2 separate regions of the Mus musculus genome follow, and region 1 is linked to region 2. The links are chromatin loops, found by intact Hi-C in ENCODE. Cell type or tissue: left cerebral cortex. All regions are shown on one strand. Links, peaks and the distances in the headings refer to the core of each region. The heading gives the core; the rest is flanking DNA. Region 1 holds the start of Gm31295 (a long non-coding RNA gene). Region 2 overlaps Luzp1 (leucine zipper protein 1).

Evidence for each region. Hi-C counts contacts between places; a loop is a spot of excess contacts. Peaks named below come from ENCODE experiments on the same cell type or tissue, not always from the same donor. Only the 100,000 strongest peaks of a DNase experiment are listed, where the experiment ranks them.
Region 1: it touches region 2 in a loop (1.8-fold over the local background); 4 of 42 quality-filtered maps call a loop at or near these places.

Annotation. Positions count from the first base shown.
Region 1 is chr4:136,377,627-136,393,224 of GRCm38, reverse strand. Gm31295 (a long non-coding RNA gene) reads right to left here and starts at 5,735. Exons shown (of 3, transcript XR_390837.3): 1 at 5,420-5,735; 2 at 5,151-5,339; 3 at 4,232-4,469. In left cerebral cortex, for the core only: no CTCF peak of the experiment used is centred there; no DNase peak of the experiment used is centred there.
Region 2 is chr4:136,502,029-136,517,626 of GRCm38, reverse strand. All of the region lies in intron 1 of Luzp1 (leucine zipper protein 1), which reads right to left. Among named protein-coding and RNA genes, the nearest start is that of Luzp1, 40 kb to the right of the region's middle. In left cerebral cortex, for the core only: a CTCF peak has its summit at 7,549 (motif pointing right); no DNase peak of the experiment used is centred there.

The sequences.
Region 1 (15,598 bases), core at 3,433-11,432, 120 kb after region 2:
ACACCCCTCCATGGCCTCTGCACCAGCTCCTGCCTCCAGGTGATGGACTACTAGGTTTGAGTCAGATTAACCCTTTCCTCCCCAGCTTGCTTTTTATCATCCTATTCCATTGCAGCATCAGAACCCCTAACTAAGACCGGAAGCTAGCTCCACGGACTCCTTCCCATCGTGAATCCCTCCCAAAGTTCACTTTGTGTCCAGTGGGCTGTGGACCCCACTGAAGACCACAATTTAAACAAATGTAGGTCTGTGTGTGCTGGATCACACCTGTAAGATCAGCACTCAGGAGGCTGAGGCAGGAGGATCGCTTTGAACTTGAGGGCAGTCTAGGGAGTTTCGGGTCACCCTGAAATATGAAATTAGAGCCTGCCTGTGAATAAACAATAAATAAAAGTGGTATTTGCGACTTCACGGTGGCAGCGCTTATCCTATATGTTCCCCCGGAGGTAGGCTCAGGATTCTATCAGGGTGCTCTGAACACTAAGAGGTAGTTATATGCGCTTCTCGTATGTAACAGTGTATTTTACAATTATTTCAAGTTGGTGTTAAAAAAAAAATCAAATAGCTGAGTGTGGTAGCAAACACCATTAATCCCAGCATTTGAAAAGCAGAGGCAGGTGGATTTCTATGAGTTTTGCTAGCTTGCTGTACACAGCCTAATCCAGGCCAGCCAGGGCCACATAGTAAGACTCCATCTTAAAAGAAAATGGCAGGGGTCAGGGGGAAGGCTGGAAGATGGCTCAGCGATTACAGCAAGCGCTTGCTGAGTTCGGGTCCCAGGTCCTGGGATATCCCACATCTTAGGCCTCTCAGGGCAACTGCAGCCATGTGCACGAACCAATACACAGGCACACACAAGCACCCATACTAAAAAATAAACTACTCTGAAAAGAGAGAAGATGAGCAAATGTGTCAGGTCTGCGGGGAAGCTTAATAAGAGAGCACAGGCCCAGGGTTCCTTCTAAAGACTCAGCCCAGGAACACAGCACAAGGCTCCTCCATCCCCATCCCTGGCTTGTGGTGTCCTCTCAGGTCCCTTCTGGCTGTACAGACGTAGAGAAGACTTTGCTGCAGCAGGGAGAATAAGAGCCACAGTCTGACAACCCGTGGGAATACCTCCCCACTCAACAGCAAAAATGTATTTCTGTCTTGACATCTACAATGGAAGCTTAATTGCTGATAAGTAGCTGACAACCAGTAGATGCCATCCGGGAGCTAAATCTATAACAGACTCTAGGAGCTCCTTCAGAATGCCAGGCTCCTAGTGGGTGAGGGGGAGCCAACAGATTGGGGCACAGTGCATCATCAGCTTGGTCAGGGAACCCTGGGGTCAGGGAAGGCAAACTCGCCCTACCTCCATCCCCCATCCCCCATTCCCCCAGCAAGGAGTGGCAGCAGAGACAACAGGTGCCACTCCGAAGGCCACTTCCTCCGGGGCACTGTGGTCATTGCTTTTGTGGTCATGTAATATTGCGGATGGCACTGTAGGCGCTGTGGTGAGTCTCAGTGAGGGCCACTACTTATCTTACTGAGGACTTACTGTGTGCCTGTCTGTCTCCTGAGCATGTGAGGTAAAACAGTGCTTTAGTGTTCGAGACTGTATGACCAGGGGTCCAAGGTTCTGTTTCCAGCACCCACATTGGGTGGCTCACAACTACCAGGAACTTGAGCTCCAAGGGATCGGAAGCCCTCTTCTGGAATAGTCAGGTATATCACACGCGTGGTTTGCACACACACTGTGGTGGACGAGGGACCTAAGCAAGCAGTCTGGCTCAGGGCCAGGGCTCTACCTTCCTACACTCCTATACAAGATCACTATATCTTACAAGATCACTCCAAAAAGCCTGGTTACTGTCATCTCATCTTAAGGATAGTGACCAAGACTCGGGTAGATCGAGTGACGCCCTTAAGGTTGTATTGCATATATGTGGCAGAGTCAGGGTCCAGTGGAAGGCTTATGTGTAGTCTTTAGTTTTTTTAAAGATGTATTTATTTTACGTATGAGTGCTCTCTCTGCATGCATACCTGCGTGCCAGAAGGGGGCATCAGATCCAAGTACAGATGGTTGTGAGCCACCATAAAGGCACTTGGAATTGAACTCGGGACCTCTGGAAGAGCAGCCAGGGCTCTTAATCGCTGAGCCATCTCTCCAGCACCCAGACTTATACATATTCAAAGTCCTTGCTTCTCACTGTCCATCCTCTTTTGGTGAGTTTGTGCCCAGCTCTCTGAGGAGCCACTGAGACAGAAATTATAAATGCTCTCTCAGGCAGGACACATTTATCTTTGTTATGGAGCTGTCACAGAATCGATAGATAGAAAGTCCGCTTTGTAAGCAAAGTGTTAGGTAAGACACCTGGTCACAGCCAGGTCATACTCAGTGACACAGGATGAGGACACGGGGCTTGAATTGCTTCTGGCTCTAAGGCTGGAGTTGCCAGGAAGCTCAGGTTCGAAGCCCTGCTTGGGGCTGGAAATACAGTGCTCACCTTGAATGCACAACACCCTAGGTACAGTCTTCAGTGCCATAAAGCCAAAGCAAGGCACAGAGCCCCTAGAAACACCCCCTTTCCTTTCTTATCCCTTCAACCCCCATCCCCCATTTTTAAAAAAAATTTATTTATTTATTATATGTAAGTACACTGTAGCTGTCCTTAGATACTCCAGAAGAGGGCATCAGATTTCGTTACGAATGGATGGTTGTGAACCACCATGTGGTTGCTGGGATTTGAACTTGGGACCTTCGGAAGAGCATTCGGCGCTCTTAACCACTGAACCATCTCGCCAGCCCCCGTCCCCCATTTTGAAACAGGATCTCAGGTAATTCTGGCTGTCCTTGAACTCCTGATCCTCCTGGCTCCACCTCTCAAAGCTGGGATTAGAAGTGTTCACTACAGAGCTTGGCTCAACTCTCTCCCTCACCTCTTGCCAGAGGAGAAAGTCCAGGATGGGTATGCAGGGATTCCGTTAGTGTCCGTGGCATACTGACTACAGGGGTGACATGATGGTTTCTTCTTTCACAGTTCTACTGGAGGTGGAATGGGAAGGCTGAGGCTGGAAGCCCCGTAGAAGTGGAAGACTGGGGCCAGAAGTGAAAACCTGGTAAACACATCCTGCGTGGAGTTAGGAAACTGTCCATAGATTCCCCCAGGTGGCTTTTCCTAGGCGAGTCACCTATACAAACTCATTAGACTGTGAGCACTCCAAGGGGACAAGAGCCTGGAGCTCTGTCGCCTGGGCTCAGATCTCAGCTTGGGCCCCTTGTCCATGTGGACAACTTCCTTTCTCTCCCTGTGCCCACAGTTCCCTCATCTGTGAATTGGGAACGAAATGACACCTGTTCTGCAGCATGCAGTTAGAGTTTATGTACATTGCCTGCAAAATGCCTAGAGCAGTAGGGGTTTTTGGGTGTTTCAGGTTTGGGACGGGGTTGGGAGAGGGGCAGGGCTGGGGTCCGGGTAGGTATGATGTAGTGAGTGCTGCCTCTTGTCCTTACTGAACCTTGTATCCCCTAGGCTTGGCACAGGAAATGCTGATGGCAACAGGTGACTTCCAGCTCTCCCTGTTGTCCCATTTAGGGATGAAGCAGCAGGAAACGGCTTCAGTGCAGCGGCCCGCAGCACAAGCTTGCCAGCCTCTGCTGGCCTGGCTGCACTTAAGAAAATCTGTCTCTTTTGCCCTCTGTCCAGCCTCAGCCGCCCCCTCTGGGTGTTCCCTAAGTAGCTTCTGTCTGAAAGCAGAGAACTTATAGCAATCCTCCTGCCTCAGCCTCCTGAATGCAGGGATTAGGAGCATGTGTCACCACATCCAGATCTTTTTTTCAAATTAGGTGAGACCTAAAGAAATGTTAAAAATCTTAAATAAATTAGGAGACAGGTAGAACCAAGATTTGAACTCAGGCTGGCCTTACTCTAGAGTTAGAGCTGAGGAGCATGGAGCCTGAGGCTGTTAGGAGACCATGGACCTTAACCAGCTTTTTGCCAGTATTAAAAATACACGAAGCAACAATTTCTTTTTTTTTTGAAGGATTTATTATTTTATGTATGTGCATACACTGTCGCTGTCTTCAGACACACCAGAAGAGGGCATCAGATCCTATTACAGGTGGTTGTGAGCCACCATGTGGTTGCTGGGAATTGAACTCAGGACCTCTGGAAGAGCAGACGGTGCTCTTAACCACTGAGCCGACGGTGCTCTTAACCACTGAGCCATCTCTCCAGCCCCATTGTTGTTGATTTTCAAGACAAGGTTTCTCTGTGTAGCCCTGACTGTCCTAAAAGTCCCTCTGTAGACAAAGGTGGCCTTAACTCAGACAGCTGCCTGCCTCTGCCTCCCAAGTGCTGGGATGACAGGAGTGTGGCAGCACACCTGGATGAAAAGAGATTTCTTCAGCTCGAAGATTTGGAGTTAGTTGCATTTGGTCTCTGGGGAAGGTGCGTGGAATGTCAGGACAGAGTAAGTGTTCACATCTGGAAGCAGTAAGCAGAAGGGAGAGGGTGGGAGCCAGCCTTGCTCCCTCATAAGAACCCCCTGTGAGAAGTATCCTAATCTTCTCCCAACGCAAAGCCCAGCAGCCCCCCCACCCCCCACCTCACCGTGCTGACTCAGGGACTTTACATTGACCCAGCCCCGGCTTTGATCGTCCTTATGAGAGCTCCAGCAATCAGGAAGCTGAGGCAGGAGGATGGCTGTGAGTTAGAGACCAGCCCACAGTGTAAAACTATGTTTCAAAACATAAAGGGGGGCGTGGAGAGGGAAAAACAGAAGAGAGGAAGGAAGAGGGGGAGGAAGAAGAGGAGGAGGAGGAGGAGGAGGAGGAGGAGGAAGAGGAGGAGGAGGAGGAAGAGAAGGAGAAGAAGAAGAGGAGGAGGAGGAAGAGGAAGAGGAGGAGGAGGAAGAGAAGAAGAGGAAGAGGAGGAGGAGGAGGACGAGGGAGCACCAGCCAGCAGAGCACTTGCTTAGCATACATAAGACTCTGCATTCAAACTTCAGCACCACAGATTATTTTTGAAAAAGTGATAAAAATGTAGATTTGGGGGCTCAGAAGAAGGCTTAGTCAGTAAAATGCTTGCTACACAAGTGTGAGGACCCGAGTTCAGATCCCAGCACAGCACCTATCTAAACAGTTAGGTGGGGTTGTGTGCACCCACCTGCCTGGAGCAGTTCAAGGTGCGAGCTCTGGTTAGCTCATGGGGAAGAGAGGGGTAGGAACTCCACCCGAAGCTGATGCAAGTCTTAAAGCCAGCGCTCCTCCTCAGGAACTGCTCTCCTCCGCTCAAAGATCCGTCCTCCCACAGGGACAAATTGGTATTCTGTCCTCTGGCTTCCAATTCTGTTTGCTATGAGATAACAGCCTTTTTTTTCAGAGTGGTCCCCCCTCCCCACCTCCCTCACCCCCACCCCCCCACCCTCTGCTCACCCTGAATCCCAGTACAAGGCTTCCTCAGATGAGGAGACATTCAAAGGTCTCCGGCTCTGAGCTGTCTTCATTTCACCTTGTCTGCCGAGAGCCAGCGCTGTGGTTTCAGGCTGCCTTGTGCCTCCCCGGGAAACTGTCTCCAGAGTGTGACCCATACAACGGTTAGTGAGGACGCGTCTGCTGTTCCTAGCACAGAAACACGGTGCTCCAAAGACTGACCTGGAAGCTGTCTACACTGCTGCAGCACCGGAGGAGACGAAGGACGCAGAAAGCCATGCTCCCGTTGCAGGCATTTACAGTTAATTAGGAAGGAAGAACATAGGAACAATTACAGATTGGCTAATACCCCCCAGGTGCAAATTAACCTAATTCCCAAGCTGCCGTCGCCAAGGTCATCATGACCCAATATAGCCAGCCTCCTGGAGCGAGGTGCCAGCCATGGCCTCCCTTTAAGCTGCCTATTTGGAGTTGCCAGCATAGGGAATTATCTCCTCACCATGTTTATAACCCTCTACTTTAGAGAGCAATTTTTCTCTAACATTTCTTTCTCTGGCCCAGCCCTAGCAGGGAGACGGGAGATGGGACCGTTGAAGACTGTCTAGACTTCCAGCCTTCAGGCTGAGACTCGCAAGTCTCAGTCCAAGTTCTGCATTTAAGGTAATGCAATTGTGGGGCCAGCAAGATGGCTCAGCAGGTAAACATTTGCCGCCAGGGCTGAAGACCTGAGGTGTCGAGATTCTGGGAATCTACCAAGTCCTGAAAATTATCCTCTGAACTCCGCCCACATGCCATGGCATGACCTGACTCCTGGCGCCAACACACACGTACAAATAAATAGAAAAAGAAATTGTAAGATTAGACCATCTGGGGGCTGGTAAGATGGGGCAGCGGGTTAAAGCGCTCACTATACAAACCCGATGACCTCAACTCCATCCCAAGGCTCCTTGATGAGTTTCAGTATCAATGGATAGAGTGAATAAACTCCCCAGACTTGTCCTCTGATCTACACACACACACACACACACACACACACACACACACACACACACACACACACAGAGTATACTTCCTATAACTATCATCATCATCATCATCACCGTCATCACCATCATCACCATCACCATATATAAATAAAAAATGTGAAGGGGGCTGAAGAGATGGATGGCTCAGCAGCTCAGAGCACTGACTATGCTTCTGGAGGACTGCGGTTTGATTTCCAGCACCCTCATGGCTGCTCACTATAGTCTATAACTACAGTTCCAGGGGATGCAACACCCTCTTCTGGTCTACATGTCGGCTACATGACGTAGACAAAACACCCATCCATAGGAAATAAAAACAAGACAAATCTTTTAGAAAAATTACTTAAGCCAGGTTGGTGGCTTCCCCCTTTTAGCCCCAACACTTGGGAGGCAGAAGCAGGTGCTATCTCTTGAGTTCAAGTCTAGCCTGTCTTACAGGGCAAGTTCCAGAACAGCCAGGGCTACCCAAAGAAACCTTGCTCAAAATTCATTCATTCATTCATTCATTCAAAAGTAATACAACTTTTTGTTGTTGTTGTTTTTGGTTTTGGTTTTGTTTTTTTTCGAGACAGGGTTTCTCTGTGTAGCCCTGGCTGTCCTGGAACTCACTTTGTAGACCAGGCTGGCCTTGAACTCAGAAATCCACCTGCCTCTGCCTCCCGAGTGCTAGGATTAAAGGCGTGCGCCACCACACCCGGCATAATAAAACTTTTTATTTACATGCAATGCCATTTCTCTCCTTAGCTCTCCCATCTGCAAAGAGAAGAAGACAAAACGTGCCAGCCTTTCTGCTCATACACATTTCATCCCATCAACCCATCCATCCATCATACAGTAGACACCAACATGGTTCCCAAATCTAACTGGATGAACATTCTCTCCCACGGCTGATCTGACCCATCCCCTCCTCTGAACCCATTTCTTTATCTGCCGTGGGAGAGAGCAGATAGAACTATAGACATTTCAACGAAAAGATCCAAATTAGAGGCAGATTACACGTGGGAAGGAAGGGGCAGACATAAGATGCTAACCCCAGAACTTGCAAGATAGAGATGGGAGGAGCAGGTCAACCTAGGCTACATCAGAATTTAAGGCTAGCCTGGGCTACGTAAGAAGCTATCTGGGAGAAGGGGTAAGAGGGCTGATGAGATGGCTCAGTGGGTGAAGATAGTTGATGTCAAGTCTGCTCACCTGAGTCTCACCCCCCCGTGCCCCACACAGGGGAAAGAGAGAACTCCTTAAAGTTGTCCTTTGACCTCTATGGCAGCATTTGGGGGCTTCCTCCTATTCCCCAGAGAAGGGATTGCTGTCAGATGCATCAAGATGAGGTAGTGGGGTAGCCTTGGGGGTGTGTTTTTGTATCTGAGATGAGAAGAGACCTTTCTCCTCTCTCACTGTCTGTACCTTAACTTCATCCTTTGGGGCTTTGCTGGGACGCTGCAAAGTCACGATCAACAGGAGCGTCAGCTTGTCTCCTAATGTCACTAGTACAGAGACGTTTGTTCTAGCCAGTAAGTGAATCCTGTGGTTTGAACAATGTCCCCCCCAAAGGCCCAAGTGTTGAGATATAAGATGAGAAACCCATGACCCATGAAGTTTTTTTGTTTTTGTTTTTTATTTATTTTTTTTTTTAAAGATTTATTTATTTATTATATGTAAGTACACTGCAGCTGTCTTCAGACACTCCAGAAGAGGACATCAGATCTTGTTACAGATGGTTGTGAGCCACCATGTGGTTGCTGGGATTTGAACTCTGGACCTTCGGAAGAGCAGTCGGGTGCTCTTACCCACTGAGCCATCTCACCAGCCCTGTTTTTGTTTTTTAAAGCTGCATGTAACAGACAAAGCAAGCTCTGAAAAGCCCATTCTAAGAGCTGCAACCTTTTCACAGCAAGGGTCTCTGAGTCCCTAGACTCCTGGGTCCCTGTTGTTTGCCTCTTACTGGAAGTGCACAGTCTTTTCCTCCATGCTCCCTGCTTATTCTGCAGCAGTGCGTCTCTGCTTGATTCTTTGCTCAGAGACACAAGTGGTACCGCGAGGGACTGACTTAGGCATTAAAACTGGACAAAGTAGCTGGGTGGTGGTGGCTCATGCTTTACTCCCAGTACATGGGAGGCAGAGGAAGGAGGATTTCTGAGTTCAAGGCCAGCCTGGTCTACAGAAGGAGTTCTAGAACAGCCAGAGCTACACAGAGAAACCCTGTCTCAACAACAACAACAACAAAAAAAACAAAAACAACAACAAAAAAACAGGACTGAAGAGATGGCTCAGAGGTTAAGAACACTGCTCTTCCAAAGGTCCTGAGTTCAATTCCCAGCAACCACATGGTAGCGCATAACTATCTGTAACGGGATCTGGTCCCCTCTCCTGGCTTGCAGGCATACATGCAGGCAGAACAATGTATACATAATAAATAAATTAACCTTAACAAACTGGACAAAATGCAGAAGCCAGCACAGGGTCCTTGTGAACCACAGCCTGAACAATCCAGGCCAAGTTCTGGTGGCAATAAATGCTGTGTAAGAGACACACATCCAGCCACCCAGGGAGGGCACTACAGGGATCTCCTGGGACTCAGAGAGGCCAGGGAGGAGCCAAGACTTGAAGGCCAGGAAGAATTAAGTGGGCAAAGAACCAGGAGGCTTTAATGGGAGAGAGAGAAAGCATTTGGGCAGAGAGAATCGCATATGCAAGCACTCTCTGGCCTCAAGAGAAGGCCAGAGTGGTTGAAAAACCAAACTCAGGAAGAAAGCGGTGCCCGGGGAGGCAGGGGTCAGGCTGGGCTCTGCTTCAGAAGCCAGAGGAAGAATTTTTACTTTTGGCCTGAGCCACTGTGTGTTTAAGTAGGGTGTGATTTCTTGGCAGTAGGCCTATGCCCAAACTGCAGTGGCTCTCTGCCTCTGCCACCGCCCGCAGTAAGGCCTCTTTGAACGTTACAGCCTCTTGGCCCCTTTGGTCCATTTTAGCCATTCTATGGGCTACATAAACACCGGTGTGTGAAGCACAACATGTGAGCTTCCAGCTAGCATAATTAGTTAAAATAACATAAAAGAGCCTGTGACTACGCTAGCTATCGGAAGAAATCGGAACCATCAGTAAATGGTGACCAGCAAAGGTCTGACATTGTAGAAGGTTATAAATTGACACTCATCTATGTTCCCTGCATACGTGGCCGTTATCCACTACAACACATAAACCCCATCCTTTGTGTTACTCCAAATCTGCACAGCCCGTTTGCACACTGTGTCATGGTACTCTGTCTTGTCTCTCTTTGAGGGGAGGGTTGAGGCAGCGTGGCCGAGAACTTGGTACCCTGCCTCCTCAGCCTCCCAAGTGCTGGGATTGCAGGCGTGGCCACATCTAGTTTAAAGTTTTGTGGGGATGGGGTTTGGAGGACTGGAGGGGCTGGAGAGATGGCTTCCAGTTAAGCACACTTACTGCTCTTGCAGTAGACCCAGGTTCAATTCCTAGCACCCATATTGGGGGCAGAGGGTTACCACTGCCTAGCACTTCAGCTTCAGGGAGGGGATCTGCTGCCATCTTCTGGCCTCTGTGGGCACTGCACACACACACACACACACAGCACAAACATAATAAGGTCACTCATACGTATAAAGTAAAAAAAAAAAAATCTTTAACGTCTTCTCGCTAACTAGGTGTGTGTTTCACAGCAATTTCTACCACCTGAGGTTCGTTTAAAACTTTGGGAGGAGTCAGAATAAGCCAGCCCCTCCCCCTCCCCCCACCCCCACAGCCACACTTGATAAGCACACGTTGACCTGTACTAGTGCTTCTGTCTAAACCCGCACAAGCCTCCTAGCCAGGGCCTGGCGCATGTTAGGAACGACAGGTGGAATTCAGGGACAAAAATTATGTGCTGTGTTAACCTTTGCTGTTCCTGCTGGTAATAAAAATAGCCAGCATTTCCTGAAGGCTCCCCATAGGAGAGGTCTCCCACGCCACGGAACTTCCTTTATGCAATGCCTCACGAGTAATTGTCTGCTGTCCACGGAGAAGATATGTCATTTGCCCAAGCTGGCATTTCGGTTGAACGAGGGCAGGAACACAGAGCCTGTCTGCTTTGCATTATGTCTGTGCACTGTTCTTCATTGCTAGATAGTGCCAGCCAGACATGGCTCTCCCATGTGAGACCGCTCTGCAGGCCACCACTCCAACAGGCCAACTGCAGGATGATTTCAGCTGGGTCTCTAGAAGCTTTGGAAACTTCAAAGCAGAGGCAGGCAGAGCTGGCTCTGGAAGGACTGAGCGTGGGTCTCAGGACTCTTAGCATAGCTCAGTGACAGCTGTGTTGTCTGATCTTGATTGTTAACCTGGCGGGAAGGAGAGAGTCCTGGGATGGGAGGAAAGCATGCTCTGGGTGTGAGGGCACCCCCCCCCCCATGCCAGGGCATCCCTCCAAGACAGAGCATGGGTGGTACTGGGTGAGAGGCTAAGGGTGGGATGGGATACGGGAGAAGAAGCCTCTAGCACAGGCATGCTCGCTCTCTGCTTCCCAGCTGTCGTGGGTGAGCAGCGCCTCTCACCAGCCCCTCTCAGATGCACGGAGCAGCAGGGCCAGTCTCTCAAACCAGAAATTAAAGGAGTCTTTCCTCTCATATTATTAACTGTTTTCATTGCTGTGACAAGATTCCTGCCAGAAGTGACTTTATGGGAAAGAAGGTTTCTCTGGGGTCATAGGTCAGAAGGGATTTGGAGCATCGTCGGCATGAGGGCTGGAGGGGCTCAGTCTGTGGCAGCAAGGCCCTGCATCATGGCCTGCTCAGATCAGATGGAGCAGTAGAATGAGTCCACAGCAGGGCCAGGCTACAGCTTTCAAATGCCTGCCTTCTGAGACCCACTTCTGCCTGCTGTGCCCCCAGCCACGTTCAGTCCATGTCTTGTACCCTTGGGGCTGGGAAGAAGGATCAGTTAGTGAGGACCTGAGCCTGGATCCACAGCACACATATAAAATGTTGGAAATAGCAGGGCATGCCTGTGGCTTAGCAACCTCAGCATAGGGAGGCAGAGACAAGGAGATCATGAGGGCTAACTGGCTGGCCAGGAATCCTATTGCGCTCCAGCTTCAGTGAGAGACCTTGCCTCAAAAACTAAAGTGGAGGGGCTGAAGAGATGGCTCAAGAGTTAAGAGCACTGATTGCTCTTCCAGAGGTCCTGAGTTCAAATCCCAGCAACCACATGGTGGCTCACAATCATCTGTAATGGGATCTGATGCCCTCTTCTGGTGTGTCTGAAGACCATGATGGTGTACTCATATACATAAAATAAATAAATAAATCTAAATAAATAAAAAGTAAAAAAAATAAAGTGGAGAGATTGAGGTACGCACTTGATGTTGATCTCTGTGCTTGGCCTCTGTGCAAGCTCACACACACACTCATGAACACATGCATACATTCAAAACCATGACAAAGAAAAATACTGTCACCAACTAGTGACCAAATGTTCAAATACAAAGTGTGAGCATGTTTGTGTTTGTGTGTCTGTGTGAGCAGGTATGTAAGCATGTGTGTGTAAGCATGTGTTTGTGTGTGTGAGTCTGAGTCTGTGTGAGCATGTGTGTGAGAGCATGTGTGTGTGAGCATGTGTGTGTGAGCATGTGTGTAATCATGTGAGTGTGTGTGAACATGCATATAAGCATGTGTGTAAACATGTATGTGTGTGAGTGAGTGAAAGCCTGTGTGAGTGTGAGTGTGTGTTTGTGTGTGTGTGTGTGTGTGTGCGCTATGGTGTGGGGACGGGGCATCTCTCATTCAAACCATCATATCTCGTTTAAACTGTTTCCCCTCAGGCGTTTGTTGTTCTGTGAAAAGTTGGACCGACACACTAGCCCATGTTCAAGGATTGTTTGTTGAATTAAAATCACTGTTCTCATTCAGATATAAAATACCCATCTGAAATATCTTCCTTAACTCAATATTGAGAAAAGCAGAAGACGTTAAAACCGTCTCAAAGGAGAATACACATCACAGACACTTTTCATCAGGAATATTGACACAACGGACTTCTCTGCAGTCAGAGGAAGCCAATAGCACTCCTGCCAGACGTGTCTGCAGGTCACAGACAGGAGCTATTTCACTTGGTCAGTTCTCTCCCGTTTATAGGTTTTGGACTAGATGTAGCTCAGTGGTGGAATTCTGTCTAACATGTGCAAGGCCCTGGTTTGATTCCCCAGAATTACATAAGAAAAAAAATTTTTATACAGTACTTGGGAGACTGAGGCAGGGGGATCATTGAGTTTGAGGCCAGCCTGGTTTAAGGAAAACCTGCCAGGAATGTTCCTGATGTATAAACGGGAGTGTTGAGGCCTCCTGCCCCAGCATGGCTGTAGCCATTTTTTTCTATGCCTGCAAGCTTTTTTATATTGTTGTAACATGCCTGCCAGTCATTGACACAGAAAAATAATTTGACTCAAAGCAAAGTCAGGCTGATCACACATCCTGTTATGTTCTGTATGTTCTGAGTTTTGTTAATCTTAAGAAATTCCACAAAGCTTTACGTAGAACCCATCAAATTAAAGGTCAGTATGAACTGTTATGTTTGACATGGCTTGAGTCAGAGCCAACCACTGGGCACCACTTCCTGAACCACCTTGGTCGGTATGTTCTCTCTCTCTCTCTCTCTCTCTCTCTCTCTCTGTGTGTGTGTGTGTGTGTGTGTATGTGTGTGTGTGTGTGTGTGTGTGTGTGTGTGTGTATGTGTGTGTGTGTTTCCTTTATGAGCTGACAAGAAAGATGTTCATGACCGTGGCTCAGTCCCAGATCCTGAGCTATGTCCTGATCGATCAGTAGTAGGGTGTGCACTCAATAAACCATCCCTGCCTGAATTCGATGGACGTTTGTGTGGTCTGTAGGGTGACTCATGGGCCTCAACACTGAGGACTTCAGTTCAGACCCCTAGAACCCCAAAATACTCGGGCACGGGCATAATCCCAGTGCTGAGGAGGAGGAGGCAGGGGGATTTCTGGAGTTTGCTGGTCAGACAGCTTGGCTGAACATTCAAGCTCCACATTCGGCGAGGGGCCCTGTCTCAAAGGCGGAAAAAGAGTAAGGGTGGCAGCGTTGGCCACACACACTTGTCATTGTGACCAAACATCTGACAAGGAACAGCATAAGGGGGAAGGCTGACTTTCCCCTTGTGGGGGACAGTGTCCAGCATGGCTGGGAGGAGCAGGCCCCAGCTGTGTGGGCACGAATTGGCTTATACTGGACACCAGGAAGCAGCAGATGGGAATGTGGTACTCAGCTGGCTTTCTCCCGTGATGTGGAGAGCTGTGCCGCGAGCAATCACGTGTGTGCCGTGAGCAATCGCCATTATAAGATGGCGCTGGCTTCCACTGCGCCTAACTAGTAAACAAGCCTTATGCGCAAGTGCAAGAGTGAACTCACGCCTAGTCACTGCCCATCTCACGGCGTAGTAATGGGGTAATGGGCGAGCAACGAATCAGGAGCTGTCACGCCACATCAGGTGCTGAAACGTCACACTGCGGGCTATATAAGCAGTGCCATTTTCCCGGTTCAGGGTCTTCCCTCCTGATAAGTAAGCAATAAAAGCTTTGCCGCAGAAGATTTCGGTTGTCCTGAGTGTGTTCTTGCTGGCGGGGACAAAAGCTCGGGCAATACCGTATGTCCTTTCTATCAGTCTGGGGTCCCAGCCTGTGGGACTGAGAGGGTGCTGTTCACATTCAGTGTGGGTCCCCCTCAGCTAATCCTCGCTAGAAACGCCCCATAGATACACCCAAAGGCTAGCCTCATCCCAGCAAGTAGTCAGCCAAAAATTAGCACCACTCCATCCATCGATGGCTTGAGGCTAGAGTAGACCACAGGCCAAGGGAGTCAGTGGTCTCTGGATGCTGGAAGAGGTAAGGAAATAGTTTCTTCCCGGAGCTTTCAGGAGCACGGCTCTGTGAACCTTGACTCAGTAAGGTACATTCTGGACTTTTGACTTCCAGAGCTTAGGGCTCTGTGTGGTGTGTGTGTGTGTGTGTGCGTGCCCTGGGGATTACGATGGGGGTCTTGTGTTGTGTCATGGTATGCACAAAATCTTCCCCTGAGTATATACATCTGTCTTAGAGTTTCTATTCCTACACAAACGTCATGACCAAGAAACAAGTTGGGGAGGAAAGGGTTTATTCAGCTTACACTTCCACATTGCTGTTGATCACCAAAGGAAGTCAGGACTGGAACTCAAGCAGGTCAGGAAGCAGGAGCTGATGCAGAGGCCATGGAGGGATGTTTCTTATTGGTTTGCTTCCCCTGGCTTGCTCAGCTTGCTTTCTTACAGAACCCAAGACTACCAACCCAGGGATGGCACCATCCACAATGGATCCTCCCACCCTTGATCACTAATTGAGAAAATGTGTTACAGCTGGATCTCATGGAGGCCTTTCCTCAAGGGAGGCTCCTTTCTCTGTGGTAACTCCAGCTGTGTCAAGTTGACGCACAAAACAGGCCAGTATAATATCCTACTACTAAAATATATTCCCATTGTTTTCAGTCACCAGGTTGTTACAGTGGCGATAGGAAATGCTACACCCTCATTGATCAAAACATAAACTTGCAGGAAGGTCATTGGTGCCTACACAGTCAAGCTGCACTTCAGTTCATCTTGATAGGAGAGAAAGGTTTACAGAGAATGATAATGTATAGACACACATTGCTGCAGATTTGGAGGAGGGATTTCAGTTCAGGTGGACCCCTGTCTTTCTGTGGGATTCCCAGGCTGGTCTCACCCCAAAGCGACCTCTCCCACCCACACGTTAGAGAACTTGAAGACAGAGGCCCATGAAACTCCAACTTGCCTCCTTAACACCAGTCAGAGCTGATGAAGTCATCTCAGACAGGACAAGGCGGGGCCACAACTGCAAACACACTTTTCCCAGTTAGAGTCTGGTAAAGAGGAGGCCATTACTCATAAATGTAAAGAAGTTAACTATGGGTAGACGTAGGAAGAGTTGCTGTGGAAAGGAGAGAGAGAAATGGACTGATGAGAAAAAGATTTTTTTTCTAGTGCTAGGAACCAAGCCTAGGTCACTCCACCCCCTCCCAGCTCCAAGTGTGGCTTTTTTGGCATTCCATTTTAGCTTACAGAGTATACCAAATTGTTTAACAACAACAACAACAACAAAAACCTCCCTATG
Region 2 (15,598 bases), core at 4,368-12,367:
TATCCAAGTTCTATCCTATCAGCCACAGGATGAACTCCAAGTCTTAACAGGTATTAGTCACTCAAAAGTTTCAAATTGTTTTTAATCACACTAAACTTAGAATGTGATCTTTTTTTTTTTTTTGATGAATTTCTAAGTGCCTAAAAATCAATGTGCAAGTCTTTTGCTTACAACAAACATCTCATCTCTCTATTACAATGTAAGATTAAAAAACAGCTTCTATATACAACCTTGGTACTATAAAAGCAACAACTGTCTTTCGTTTTATATTGTCTAGAGAACAGCCTTTAGTCTCTATTTCACACTTTTTCCTCCCTGTTTCCTGCCAGGGCAATATACTACAGTGGAAAGAGCAGACAGTCAAAAGTCAGAGGAGCTGGGTCCCAACTTTAATTCAGTTATATAGCAATGTTGATGACTAAACTTTACCACATGTAGTTTTTCAACTGTATAGAAGTCATATCTAAACATCATGAAACCACCATTAAGTTCTATTTAACAGTAGACTGCCTAGCCATGTACCACCTGGAACAGTTTCCTTTACACTGACATTGTAATTAAATCTTATGTATTTTAATTGTCAATCCCTTTGTCTAGGTGTATCAGGAAGTCTTTGGAAAAAGAAACTTTGAAAAACACAGGTGTGGTTCCAACAGAGAGAATTTTAAAGATATACTAAGAGTGGTGGTTGGGCAAGACCGGAAGTATAACCAAGCAACATCCAAAAGGACAGGGAGGATGCCCAAGTCAGAGAAACAGGCTCTTCTCCCTCCCAAGTTCCTTCCTGAACTTATGAATGTCTTTTGTGTACATGTACATTTCTGTGTGAACATATACCATGTGTGTGCAAGTAGCCACAAGTACCTCCCAATCCCTCAACAGAAACATACCAAAAAACTTCTAGTGGTGTACTACAGCTTCCTGCCACTTCAGTGAACTCAGGCTGATTGGATGCATATGCTGAGGCAAGGCATGTGCATCATGTGGAAGACACATGATATCTGGAGGGTATAAATAGGACTCTATGGAGTGATGGAGACAGAGCTTGGCTTGCTGGTACAGCTAGCTATTCGATGCTTGTGGGTCTCTTGTCTCCGCTGATCTTCGCTTCCCTGAGAGAGACACAGCTGAGAACTTCTCGTGGTGTTCCTATTGGTCCCTCATGCTAACTCAAGTCAAGGCTGAGGCCTGGCTGTCTCTGCTAGGTTGTGTTACCACTGTTGCTATCCTGACTCTACTGAACTGGACTGGTGGTGTATCTGTGGAGTGTTTGTGAGTGGATTGAGCTGCTGCTGCCTGCTAACCTGTGAACTGAACTGCCAATTTCCAGACAACACAGATGGGAGTTGTTCTAAAGAACTTTTCTAAACAGGTCCACTTTGCACACCACCCCCATCCTTTCCTTTTCACTACCTCTGGTGGGTGGTACGCTACAAGAGAGGTTAAAGTGTTTAAGAACCATCATTAAAAATAAAGTTTGAAAAAAGTTACACTAATAACAGCTCTTATACAGGGGTAAATGAAACACAAGTACTGAAGGATCATTTGTCCTCTCTAGCATCAATTGTATAGTAAAAAGGCAAATACATACGTGATGTTAAGTTTTCTAAAAATGGTTTCCAGTGGTGACTACTATCATAATCAGGATTTTTTTTTTTTTTTTTTGGTTTTTTTTTTTCCAAGACAGGGTTTCTCTGTATAGTCCTGGCTGTCCTGGAACTCACTTTGTAGACCAGGCTGGCCTTGAACTCAGAAATCCGCCTGCCTCTGTCTCCCAAGTGCAGGAATCAAAGGTATGTGCCACCAACAATCAGTGAAGTTCTTCATTAAAAAACAAAACAAAAAAACAAAAAAAACAAAAAAACTAATACAACCACAAAAATGTTTGGAAGTATCAACCAAAGTAGAATAAATGACTTACCAATTTTATTCCTCGGTATATAAAACCAAGAGTAATGAGGTCATATATCTACCAAGACATATACACTAGAGTGAAAATGTTCATGGCAACTTTCTCACAGAGCCGAAGTGGGTATGATCCCAAGTGTCCATCAACAGTAAAACCAGTAACTTTGGCCTGGCCATACAATTCAATATCAATAGGATGTTGGGGAGTTGGGGGAGAGCCAGAACCAAAAGAATGCATACTATCGACTCTGTATGAAATTCAATAGGCAAAACAGCCAGGCCTACTGAAGAGCACTTATAAAAGCCATTCAAGAGGTTGAGACAGGATCTCTGGCTCACCCCCCCCCCCCAACCCCCAGCTACAGAGGGAGTTCAAGTTAGCCTAGGCAATTTAGTGACACTGTCTCAAAATATGTAAAAAAGTAACAGAAGGGCTGGTGGGTATACTCAGTGACACAGGGCTGCACCAGCATGCTCAAGGCCACAGGCTCAATCCTAGTACTGCAACAACAAAGACAAAGCTAATTAACAAAGACGGTGCAATAGCCAACTGGGCCACACAACTGGGCTACAAACATATCAAGACCCTGTCTCAAACAAACAAAAACAAACCCAGACATGGCGGTGCACACCTATGATCTCAGCACTTAGGAAGGAAGCAGGAGAAACTAAAGTTCAAGGCACAGTGAGTTGGAACCCAGTTTGGCTACAAGATACCTGGTTTCAAAAGAAACATAAAAGTTAATTAATTAATTTAATTAATGTCGACTTACTGAGGGAGCCAGTAATGATGAAGAATTATGAGGGAATGAATGTTCTGGAGTTCTGCATATAGTCTGTGTTTTGATCTGCTATGCACCTTAATATAAGTCATTTTTATATTATATACACATAAAAATTTATTGAACAATTTGGGTCGATTACTACAGATATATAATATAATCATAAGAAAACAAATATAAAAATAAAATCAAAACTTTAGACATTGTTATTTTGTAAAAGTCATATAAGCAATTCTAATATATATTATGTTAAAAAACTCAAACTCATGATTCCCTGGTCTTCTATTATAATATCAACTGTGAGGGAGAAAAAATAGATGAAAAGATGGGGGGGGGGTGCAGAATGAGGAGGGAAGGACTTAACTGAAAAAGGAAATGGTCAGAGCAAAGAGAAAAACAAAGGTCAGTTCTGATGTGCCTAGGGACACACACAGCTAACAGCAGCAGTTTTTGCATCTTAGTTCAGCTCTGTAATTAAACATTGGCTGTGACCCTTAGGCAAACTGCTCCATTTCCCTTAGGATTTCTTACAGCTTTAGTAACAAAGAATCCAGTAAGAACCAGGTCTCTTGACAGATCCTAGATTTATTCAGTATTGTAAGTGCCTATTTGTTTATTTCCTGTTCCAAACCCTACTCTTACTCTCTGAATAATATACCTTTCAGCTATTCAGAAAATTGAGGCAAGAATTCAAAACTTGCGTGGCTAACATACCAAGACTCTGTTTCAGAAAACAAAACAAAAGAAATAATATACCTCCTACTGCCCATGCTTACACAGTACTTCATGGCTCAGATGACCTACACTCATACACACTCTCAGTCCTCAAAACAATCCTCTCAGATTACAAGATTGCCAAAACTATTTTATATATTAAGAAGAAAAGCTGAGGCTCAACTTTTAAATAATTTCCTATCGGGAGTGGTTAAGAGCACTGACTGCTCTTCCAGAGGTCCTGAGTTCAAATCCCAGCACCTACATGGTAGCTTACAACCATCTGTAATGGGATCCTAACCTCTTCTGGTGTGTCTGAAGACAGCTACCTATACTCATATAAAATAAATATACATAAATCTTTTTAAAAGGAAAAGAAAAAAAATTGTTAGCCGGAGGTAAACAACTGAAGAAGGGTTTTCACTGCAGTTTCCTCAGGCCTAGGAGAGAGAAATTTATCACTGCTGCCACCCCTCTGGCCTCCCCAAATAGAGTAACCCTCTAGCTGTGACTGCAAGCTTTTCTTATCCCCCACCCCCACCCTCCACCCCCGACTATCAGCTTCACCAGCTATTTTTTGTTTTAACTTTTTATTGATTCTTTGTGAGTTTCACATCATGCACCCCAGTTCTGCTCACCTCCCCAACCCCTCATATCCACTGGCACTCTTGCAAACCTCCCCCCACAAAACACACAGAGGAAAATATCATGGAAGCTGTAGTATGTTAGAGTGTGTCCCACAATGTATCCCTCTGTCTACACATCTTTACTTGCAAACGAGTCATTGGTCTGGTTCAAGTTCTCTGGCTTCCGTGACACCATCAATACTGGATGTTCACCAGGACTCCTCCTGATTATATTGTTGTTGCCCTGTGTCATGGAGATCTTGCAGCTTTGGGTCAGCAGGGCTGGCCCTTTCACACATCCCAATCATTCTCAGATGATACAGATCTGGGCCTGGGTGGTAGCTGAACTAGTCAGTGTACCAGCTCTCCCCTATCCAAGCCACCAGGGCAAATTCTCCAGCACTGCTCCAGCTAGGCCACCCAATGCTGCCACTGGCAGGAGACAGGGTCAGCTCTCCTGCTCTCATGCCCTTGGGGCTGCTTACCCACACCCACAACTCCTGAGCCAGCTCCACTGTGCAGCCCAATCATGGCACCTGGCCTACTCTCCCAAGTGCTGCAGCTGGCCAGGGACAGGGACAGCTCACCTTCTCTCATGATGGGGGATGGGAGAAAGCAGTTCTTCCTCACTCTTGCCCTAAGGGCTGGCTCACCTGCACCCTCTTGACAAGAGCCAGCCCTACTATGGTGCATGCACAGATGAGGAGCAAGTTATTTTATTATAGTTTTGTTTAGTTGTTTTTGTCACTTTTGTGACAGACACTGAGAGCAGGACTGTGCACATGCTAGGCAAGTGCTCTACCACTAAGCCACAATCCCAGCCTTCATTTTTACTCTTTTAAGAAAAAATAAGGCCAGTCCAGGAAGGAAAAATCTCCAAGACTTCAAACAGTCATACTCATAAGCTTCTATTATGTATAAAGCTGGAGAAATTAGGGCAAGACATGTCCCAGCAGGAAGATATCCTCCCACCAGCCCTCATTCAGTCAACTGTTTATAGGACATTGTTTTACTTAAGTCTACTGCTTTCTCCTCACCATTCTAGCTTCTTCAAAGAGTTGAAATGACATCTTCTTGAGTCTACATTCTCCTGTACAATGATCAAAGTACCTAAATCAAAACTAAGCCACAAACTACATTTTTCTGACTTAGTAATTTAAACAGTCTTTTCCAAATTTTAAAATTAAAATTGTTTAAATACTTAGCCAGATATTCTTCAATGAATAATATAAGAAACACTAAAGAAAAAAAATAACCAAGAACACTAACACCTACATTGGGCACATATATTTATGGAAGTGCGATACATGAATGATAGCTGGGAACTTAAAATCCATTAAAAACCACTTGTGGGAAATAAAATATCTAGGGTGAGAACCAAGAGACTGGGCAACTGAGTCAAGCAAACTGGGTTTTAAAACAGTTTTACCAAAATATGCCTAGCATGCACAGGTTTTACGCACCATACACAGCACCTATGGCAGCCAGTGTAGCCCAAGTGAATACAATGGAGCTGAGCACAGCATGCGTGTTCTCTGCTCAGGCCAGCATCTAAACCAGCAGCAGCTCACCCTTGTCATCCATGACACCCCCTAACAATGCCCCGCAGCCCAGCCATAGCACTGCAGGAGTTAAGCCAAGCAGTCCTCAAACTCAGGAGGAAACGAGCATGCCACCTGACACTTCTCTGGCACATAAGCCGATTAGTTTGAGTTACAAACATAACTGCAAGATTCCAGTATGATGATGAAACCACTCTTTTTCTACAAACTAAAAATAACTTCTTTATCAAAATGGAAGCTTCTCCAAATATTTCTGCCCTGTCAGCAACCCAAAATTCTATTTCCCCAAATAGTTGATCTATACATATATTGTTACTGAACCTTAGAATCCACATTCCCCTATGCTCACATTACTCATCCTAATGCTCCCTTCAAACAGAACAAAAGCCCTAATGCCTTCCCACCTCTTGCATTTTAAGTTTCTCTTCCAATAACCAACCATGTACCAAGTTGTGGCTCACGCTTTGTGTTGAGCCACAAGTGGAAGAGCTGAGCTGTAGCAAACCAGAATGAAATGCAAAGAAAAAATGAGAGACAAGACAGGGCATGATTGAAAATCAGCTAAATGTTTTTTATTAAGAAAGGAATGGAAAGCTCTCCACCCACCTAGAAGAATATGAAGCCCTGTCCAGCATAGAGCCAGAGTATCCTATATAACTTTAGAGCATAGCCATTACATTTGTTCTAGAGTCAGATGTATCCAAGTAGCTGAGTGTTCTACAAGAATTATGAAGCTATCCTGAGTTGAAGTGACTTCTGTGTTGAAAATAAACTCCCATAGTTAAAGCCAAACAAGTTTGAATTGCAGATTTTTCCAGTCACAAGGAGAGGGGCTCTGCAAAGAACTAGAAAGCTATGTCCTTTGTATCTTAGGCTCAGTAGTAAGTCACCACTCCTTCCCAAAGCAAAAGCTGACTTGACTTCCTTGCTCTTTGCAACTGGCATCAGAAAATGCCACAGTGCTGGGCCACCCTATAAAGGCCCAACAAGGCATTTGTTATTAGAACAGTCACTTGGGATACACATTAATGCACTTCCTACAGATCCAAGTTTCAAATAGTCTTTTAATATCCTTCTGTTTTATGGTGGTTTTGTTTGTTTGTTTGTTTTCTGTTTTGTTTTGTTTTGTTTTAGATAGGGTCTCATATAGCTCAAGCAAGCCTCAAACTCACTATGAAGGCAAGAATGACCTGAACTTCTAATCTTCCTGCCTCTCCTTGAGTGCTGGATTACAGGTGAGCATACCATACCCAGTTTATGTATGGTGGGATAAATCTGGGGCCACATTAATATTAGGCAAGCTCTCTACCAACTAGCTCCTATGGCTCTTTTAACATTTTACCATCTCTTTAAAAAAACAAAACTAAAACTAGATTAGCTATAAAACCTATACTCATGGAAACATTTCTCAAAAAAAAAAAATTATCTTAGCCTGAGACCACCCAAGAAGCACAACACAGGATCTGTAGCCTCCCAGTCTACAGTCTATCCACCAAACTGCAGAGCCATGGAGGCCAGAGAATGGATGGTACAGAAGTTGAAAGCTATCACAGATCTCGGCATGACCAAAAAAAAGTAAAAGGCATATAGAGAGGCAAGGTGAAACTACTGGAAGTAATGAAGTGAAGAAGAAAAGTGGACTTGGACATTCAGTGGAAAATCACAAAGAAGTATCCAACATACACAAGCAGAGTACAAAGGACTTGAAGGCACCTGGATCCACTTACAGAACACTACCATATCCTCCAAGGTAGGACCAGTTGCTGCACAGGGTACGGCTATATGGCAGCATAAGGAGAAACACGAGTCAAAATCAGGATCAGACTGGGTCCCTTTGGTATTCTGTAGAAACATTCTTCAATACATGTTTGTTGAAAAAAAATGAGATTTATCTATTTTATGTGTATGAGTGGCCTAACATACATGTCTGTGTATCATGTACATGCAGTGCCCACAGAGGACAGAAGAGGGCATCTGTTCCCCTGGAACTGAATACAGAACAGCTGTAAGATGCCATGTTGGTGCTGGACACTAACCTGGGTCTTCTGCAGGAACACCAAACCAAGTGCTCTTAACCACTGAGCTAGTTTTCCACTCAGTTTTATCTGCTGAGTCTGTAGTTTTCAAAACTCTCCCTCAATCTGGAACCTGACTAAAAACTGTTCTTGTACTCAATCTTGGTTTCTAGGTAACACTAAAAGATAACTTTTTAATTTGAAATGAAAAGCTCTGGATTTATACTAAACAAGGCCATCTTTACTCCTGAGTTACATCTAAAATTCCCTGGCCAATCACAGTAGTGATTCCAGAAGATGGGAAAATAAGTCCCAGAGGAAATGAGCTTAAAGTTAGACCTAAGTATCTAGAACTTCAACTGTAGTACCTTTGCCACATCAGACCTCTTCACAAGACTATCATTGGCAAATGACTGAAGAAAGAAGGCAAAAGAAAGTAAATACAGCAAATGGTAAAAGAAAAATGAATTTACTCTTCAGTACTAAGCAGAAAAACCAGTCTTTCTTTGTGAACTCTCCATAGAACTTCGACCCAAGACCAGTTATTCCTTAATTTAATGACCTTTTCTCTTACACATCACATCATTTTTACTAAAAAGCAAATTGTAAATTACTACCCACTTCAATGAGCTAATCACTGGACTGGTAAAATCAGAAACAACCAACTGCAAGGATGGAAAGACATGAAAACTCTTAGATTAATAACAGGGTAGGGAGATATATTCAGGGTAATAAGACACTTATATTTTATTTGCAGGGTTTTGTTGGTTTATTTGGCTTATTTGTTTTAAGACAGGCTTCATTAGGCACCTCTGGCTTTCCTGGAACTCTCTATGTAGATAGACCTGACTAGCCTCAAACTCAGAGATCTGCCTGCCTCTGCCTCCTGAACATTTGGGATTAAAGGTTTACACACAGAGACTTGAGGGTACTTTTCTAAAGAATTAGAAAACTAGATAACTCCACCAAAGAAAACCTGACTTCATTATCTATATTCCAGTACTTAGATCTTGGAGGAAAATTCCTTTTCTTTGACTCTCAGCTTCTTTGATAGAAGAGAGGTTTATATTTATTCCAAAAAGCCCAACCACAAGAGGAGCTGACTGCACAAGAAAAGATATGAAAGTCAGACTTGCTCATAGGTATGGCATAGCCCTAACAGAGAATCATCTTAGCTATTAGGTCTCCCACAACATGACATTAACAGTAGTGCCATTAAAGCTGGGGTAACCATACACATCCTTCAACAGTGTGCCTGCCCACTAGAATAGTGGCTGTGACATTCTCGCATCCAATTCAACATCTACAAACAGCTTACATTTGCCATTGATGACTGCAATCTCCTCCTTTAAAACCAAACTACACATTATACATCTTCTCAGTGCCTTCATTTTGTTCACTTTCACTAAGATATTTTCATGGTAGAGACTTAATACTGTGTGAAAACTATAACATCTTTTTAGAGGGGGTACAGGGGGTTGGGTTTTTTTCAAAATAGGGTCTCACTATGTAGCTCAGGCTGTCTTGAAACATTCTGTAAATCAGACAAGACTCAAACATGAAGAGATTGATGTGTCTCTACCTTCCAAGTGCTAAGATTAGAGGTATGTGTCACTACATCTGATGAAAATTTAATCATAGGTAAGTAACTTTAATTTTCAAGATTTGGTTGTTTATTTTTGTTTGTTTGTTTGTTTGTTTGTTTATTATATGTAAGTACCCTGTAGCTGTCTTCAGATACTCCAGAAGAGGGCATCAGCTCTCATGGATGGTTGTGAGCCACCATGTGGTTTCTGGGATCTGAACTCAGGACCTTCAGAAGAGCAGTCAGTGCTCTTAACTGCTGAGCCATCTCTCCAGTCCTTGAATTTTCAATGAGCAGAAAATTCCCAAGGTATTGAATGTGAGCAAGGTTTTGCTTTGTTTCATTTTTGGTTTTTGTTGTAGAACATAAGTGTATAGCTGAATTGGCCTTCTCTATTCAGAGGTTTCTCCTTCCCAGGTTTATGGCTAAGGTGAAAATTAAGAACACTAATAGGAAAGAAGATAAAGGCTCCTTTTCTTTTTCCTGCTGTGGCATCAATACATCTTAGGGTAGGCAATAGAGACTAAAGCCAGACTTAAAGCTCTGTGGCACAGACCTTTAATCCCAGCACCCAGGAGGCAGAGGCAGGCAGATTTCTGAGTTCGAGGCCAGCCTGGTCTACAAAGTGAGTTCCAGGACAGCCAGGGCTACACAGAGAAACCCTGTCTCGAAAAACCAAAAAAAAAAAAAAAAAAAGTAAATACAAGATCCACTGGACATTATACAAGAATGGGTCTTAAGTAGGCAGGTGCTAGCCTGCACAGCCACTAAGCTCAGGGTAAAGATGACGACGTCTAATGACAAGAATAGAGAAAATAAATTTCAAACCCTGGTTTCAAACTTTGGTATTTGTTAATATTGCAAACTTCCTGATACTGTCCTCAGATGTCCATAAGTGGATATGTGGTAGAGCCAATTAATTTTTAATTTGCACTCTGGTAGTGGACTACTTTTTTTATGTTTTTTAAATTACACTTGTGGGAGTCACATCTCTCCACCATGTAGATCTTTCAGGAATCAAACTCAAGTGGCAAGTGCTTTTACCCACTAAGCCATCTCATCAATCCAAAACTACTTTATACAGGCTGTTAATGACTTGAATCTGGACTATTCTCCCCTACAGATGTATTCAGTACTCTTTGTCTCAGTTGGTGGCACTGTTTTATGGAGCTATGAGTTTTAAGAGGTGAGGCACTAAAATGAGCCTTTGAAGGTTATACAGCCTAATCTATGCTTCATAATCAGACAAGATATGAGATATCACCTCAGCCCCTGCCATCACAGACAGAAATGTTACTGTGGCCATGAATTTCTGACCATGATGTACTGTATCATCTAAATCATAAGCTAAAATAAATCTTTTCTCCTCTAAACTGTTTCTGCCAGATATTTTATTATAATGTCAAGATAAGTAAAAATGAATTCTAAGCCAGCCTGGACTTAAATAGCAAAATCCTTCTCAAATATTAATAATCATAATAACAAAAAGAATCTTTTTTAAAATTAAATGTAAATACACTGTAGCTGTCTTCAGACACCCCAGAAGAGGTCACCAGATCCCATTATGGGTGGTTGTAAGCCACCGTGTGGTTGCTGGGATTTGAACTTGGGACCTTAGGAAGAGCAGTCAGTCAGTATTCTTACAGGCTGAGCCATCTCTCCAACCCCCACAAAAACAATCTTTAACTTGATGCTTGCTCTTTTCCTGTTTTTTTTTCCCTTCATGGTTCTTAGCACTTCCTAAGACTTAATACTTACCTTCCTCACTAGAATGTAACTCCATTAGGAAAGGGGCTTCCCTACCACTACCACTGTATCCCTAGGACCCTCAAACAATACCTGGAATATAATAGGTATCCTTTATAAATGTTTATAAATATGGAGCTACTTCGGCCGGGCAGTGGTGGCACATAGATTTCTGAGTTCAAGGCCAGCCTGGTCTACAAAGTGAGTTCCAGGATAGCCAGGGTTAGACAGAGAAACCCTGTCTCGAACAGCCAAAAATAAATAAATAAATAAAATAAAATATATATATATGGAACTACTTCAGAAAGCAAAATATGGTCTTATTAGCCTCACTCATTTGCTGGCTAACCTCTAGGCAGTCACTTTCCTGTTTTGATGGTGACCACATTCAGCAAAGTGAATCTAGGGACTATCCTAGAGAGTCTCTGCCACCTGACTTTCACTATGATAATACAATTTTCTCCCTAGCTGAACTACAACTGAAGCTTAAAGATCCAATCTATAGCTGTTTTCAAATGACTTACATTCCACAGGAATGACCTGGCTCCTACTATATGAGAAGCCAAATTCAGTGCTGGGAACACCAATGTGAGAGCTGCAAGTTTCAACAGCACAATACAGCATACCACACAAAGATTGCTACATTCTGTTCTGCAATGGGTCAGCCAGACACTTCCTGCCCAGACATAACTAATTAACCACATGTCCTAGATTAGGATTACTATTGCTGTGATGAAACACCATGACCAAAGCAATCTGGGGAAGAAAGGGTTTATTTAGCTAATTCTTCCACATTGCTGTTTATCACTGAAGGAAGTCAAGACAGGAACTCAAACAGGGCTGGAACCTGAAAGCAAGAGCTGATGAAAAGGCCATGGAGTAGTACTGTTTACTGGCTTGCTCCTCATAGTATGTTTAGCCTGCTTTCTTATTGAATCCGGGACCACCAGGCACCACCCACAATGGGCTGTGCCCTTCTCCATCAATCACTTAAAAAAAAAAAAAAAAAAAAAAAAAAAAGCCTTACAGCCAGATCTACAGAGGCATTTTCTCAATTGAGGTTCCTCCTTTCAGATAACTCTAGCTGTGTCAAGCTGACATATAACTAGCCAGCACACCATGTATGTGTCTATATTCATCTGTGGTCAGAAATACCTTGGACAGCACATACTAAGGTCTATGTATCACTTTATTCCTCAAAACAACCCTGGGGCTGGAGAGATAGCTCAGTGACTAACAGTGTGTACTCTCAAAACCGAAACAAGAAAAAGGAAGGAAGGAAAGGAAGAAGGGAGGGAAGTAGAAAAGACTCAAACTCACAAACTCACTCCCTTTGAATAGTAAGAAACAACAGAAAACAGCTTCCAAAATTGAATTTAACATAATCCATTTTTGCAAAATTGGGAGAGGGTGGGTTTTTGTTTTGTTTTGTTTTGTTTTTAATGGTTTTGTTGCTTAAGATACAGTCTGGAATATGTTAGCCAGGATAGTCCTGAACTTGTGGACTTAAGCAATCAATCCTGTCACCTCAATGTCTTAAGTGCTGGGAGGTACAGGTATACGCCACCAAGCCAGAAGAGAATTTGGATATAAATTAAGCCAATCCAGGTACTGTACTAAAGGGGAGATATAAAATAAAAATCTAAGTTTAAATTATTAAATAGTGATAAATTCTCTTGCTTTTCCATCTAACAATGGTATCCTAAAATTCAAATTTGACAAAACCAAAACAAACAAACAAACAAACAAACCACTATTACAGTATTATGTGAAAATAACAAGTGCGCAATGAACCTTGATAGTAGAGCAATACCACTCAACCCACAAAGAACTACATTACAGCCTCACCACAGTGGAAATACTGACATAAGATTCTTAAATTCCAACTAGTTTGTCCTTCAGAAAGGATGTGCTTTACTTATCATCTTTTTTCCGGGGGCGGAGGGAGCGGTCGATATTACCTCTCTAACAACACCACAGAGTCTCTCAATAGTCAAGACTGGGATATAGATCTAATCATATACTGTTTGGTTTTAAGAAGAATTTTCAACAATAGCCTTACCACATACTGTGGCGGGAGGATGATGGGGACTGCATTTCTCTATATCCAGTCAATAATTCCCTCCTTTCATGTTATGGTTTGACCCACTTGAGACATCTGTTGTCAGTTCTATTAAATCAAATTCAGGGGGAGGAGGAGAACAATACAACTCCAGAAGACTTCTTCTAAGGACTCTCCATAGGGGAGGCCAATAAACACCATCAGCACATGCCTAATGTCGGGCTTATTCTTCTATAGCAAATTATAAAAAAGCAAGCCAGCCAGTCATAAAAAGACACTCAATAATCTCAAATTTTAGACAACATTCAGAAAATGCCTTCTACCAGCCAAATTATCTCTTTACCACTTGCTTTGCCTCTCTCGGCACTCACTGCTGGTAGCTCCTGTACCTGCATGGGCTCCAGAAGCAGAGTGCTAATGTACCTCCTATGGGAGGGCCCTGGGCTACATCTGCAATGAGCACCCAGGAAGTACAGCCCACATCTGATGTGGGAAAGCCCTGCTCCAACAAATAAACAGTAACATTTACAAAACTGGATTTGTTCTAAACACTTATTTTTCTATAAAGTATGTGAATACAGTCACTGACATGAAAAGAAAGGATCAGTTCTAATTAATGCCACAAAGTACTTTTTCCTATTGATAACACTGTTGAGGATGGTATTAAGCAATAAAAGGGTTTTTTAAAGTCAGAGTTAAGGTAGGGAAAAGAGAAATTGTACAGGAGCTGTTATGATTGTGTTATGTGTGTGATTACTCTAAAAAAGACTAATATTTTAAATATTATTAAGCCCACCATTCTCATTTCTAGCCCTCAAATATAAAAGACTATGACTCTATCAAATGTCAACTATAGTGAGGATAGTAAATCTTGCAATACATTTCAACAACTACATTCAACATTTCCCCATCCATCCCTAAACAAAAAAACCTCAACTACACAGCACCTATTAATAATATGAATTCTATCCTAAGTAGGAGCTCTTTCCTAAAGATACATAACTTAAAAAATCCTGGGCTGGAGAGATGGCTCAGGGGTCAAGAGCACTGACTGTTCTTATGAAGGTCCTGAGTTCAAATCCCAGAAACCACATGGTGGCTCACAACCATCTGTAATGACATCTGACACCCTCTACTGGTATGTCTGAAGACAGCTACAGTGTACTTACATATAAATAAAAATAAAAAAAATCCTTCCCATTAATTTCCAGAATGTGTCGCTATATCTATGTATAAACCACATGACATAAGTGACAGAATCCAATTAGAGTTGGATTTATCTATGTCTGTGTGTGGGGTGTGTGGGTGTGGGTGTGTACATATATGAAAGCTATACGGTTTCTTACTCAAAAGCTCCTTGTGTTTACACCACAATTTTACTAACTCCAACTCAAACTTAAAACTGTAGAACTATAATTTCTTTGTAATTCTACTAATAAGACAATTAATATAATATTATTTAGTAGGATACGCTGAAAGAAAAAGTGAAAGTCAATGAAACCGGAGGCTCTTCGGGTTTCAGCAAGTTAAAGGCTTTTGTAATTAGTCTGCTGGTTTGGTTTTATTTGGTTTTCTTTGAAACAACATCTCCCTATTTAACCCAAACTAGCTTCTATCTGGTCTCCTCCTACCCCAGCCTCCTAAGTGCTAAAATTGCAAGCATAAGGCTAAAAATAAACAGTTTCTTAAAATCAAGCCTCTTCACACAGGTGTGGTGGTGCATGTATCTGTACTCCAGGCACTTGGAAGCTGAAACAAGAGGATCTTGAAGTCAAGACTATTTAAACATCACCAACATCAGACTCTATCAATGGATTGAATATTTTGGTTGTCTTATGGAATATAACTTGGATTCCTCCATGTCTTTCCACCACACAAAGTAACTCTATGAGTCTGGTTATTACCTTCTCCTACCTTGCAACCTCTCCCACCATTCCTAATATCATGGTGTCTATCACTTTGTAATTCAAGTCACAGGTCAAAAGTAATTTCCTCAGAAATGCCTTACCTGATGATCTGGGCTAAAGCTGCACTCCTCTCCTAACATGTCTCCCCAACTGGGAATCTATATCCAAAATTATACTACTACTATGTTTGTTTGTTTGTTTGTTTGTTTGAGACGGGGTTTTTCTGTGTAGTTCTGGCCATCCTGAAACTTAGAGATCTGACTGCCTCTGTATGCTGAATGTGGGACTAAAGTAATCTGCCACTGCAGCCTGGACTACTGCTATGTCTTTTTTTTTTTCCCTAAAAATAAGCTGCTTTCTTTCCCAAATAATTTGTAAACTCTACAAAGATAAAGACTTTGTTAGTGTTGTTTAATCACTATATCCAATACCCAGAATACTGTACAGCATACAAAAGGTAGTCAATAAATATTAACCAAAGACTGTATTTGCTCACTCTTACACAACACTATAGGTTTTCTCAAGAGCATTAACATTGTTTTCTATTTATTTCCCACAGCATCATACTGATTAAATGTATAAACGTGACCAAATAAAAGTTTTAACTACTGAGCAAAGAAAGAGTTTCCTTTTCTGTTATAGTCTTCCAATCTGTTGGCGTCTTTTTTTTTTTTTTTCCGAGACAGGGTTT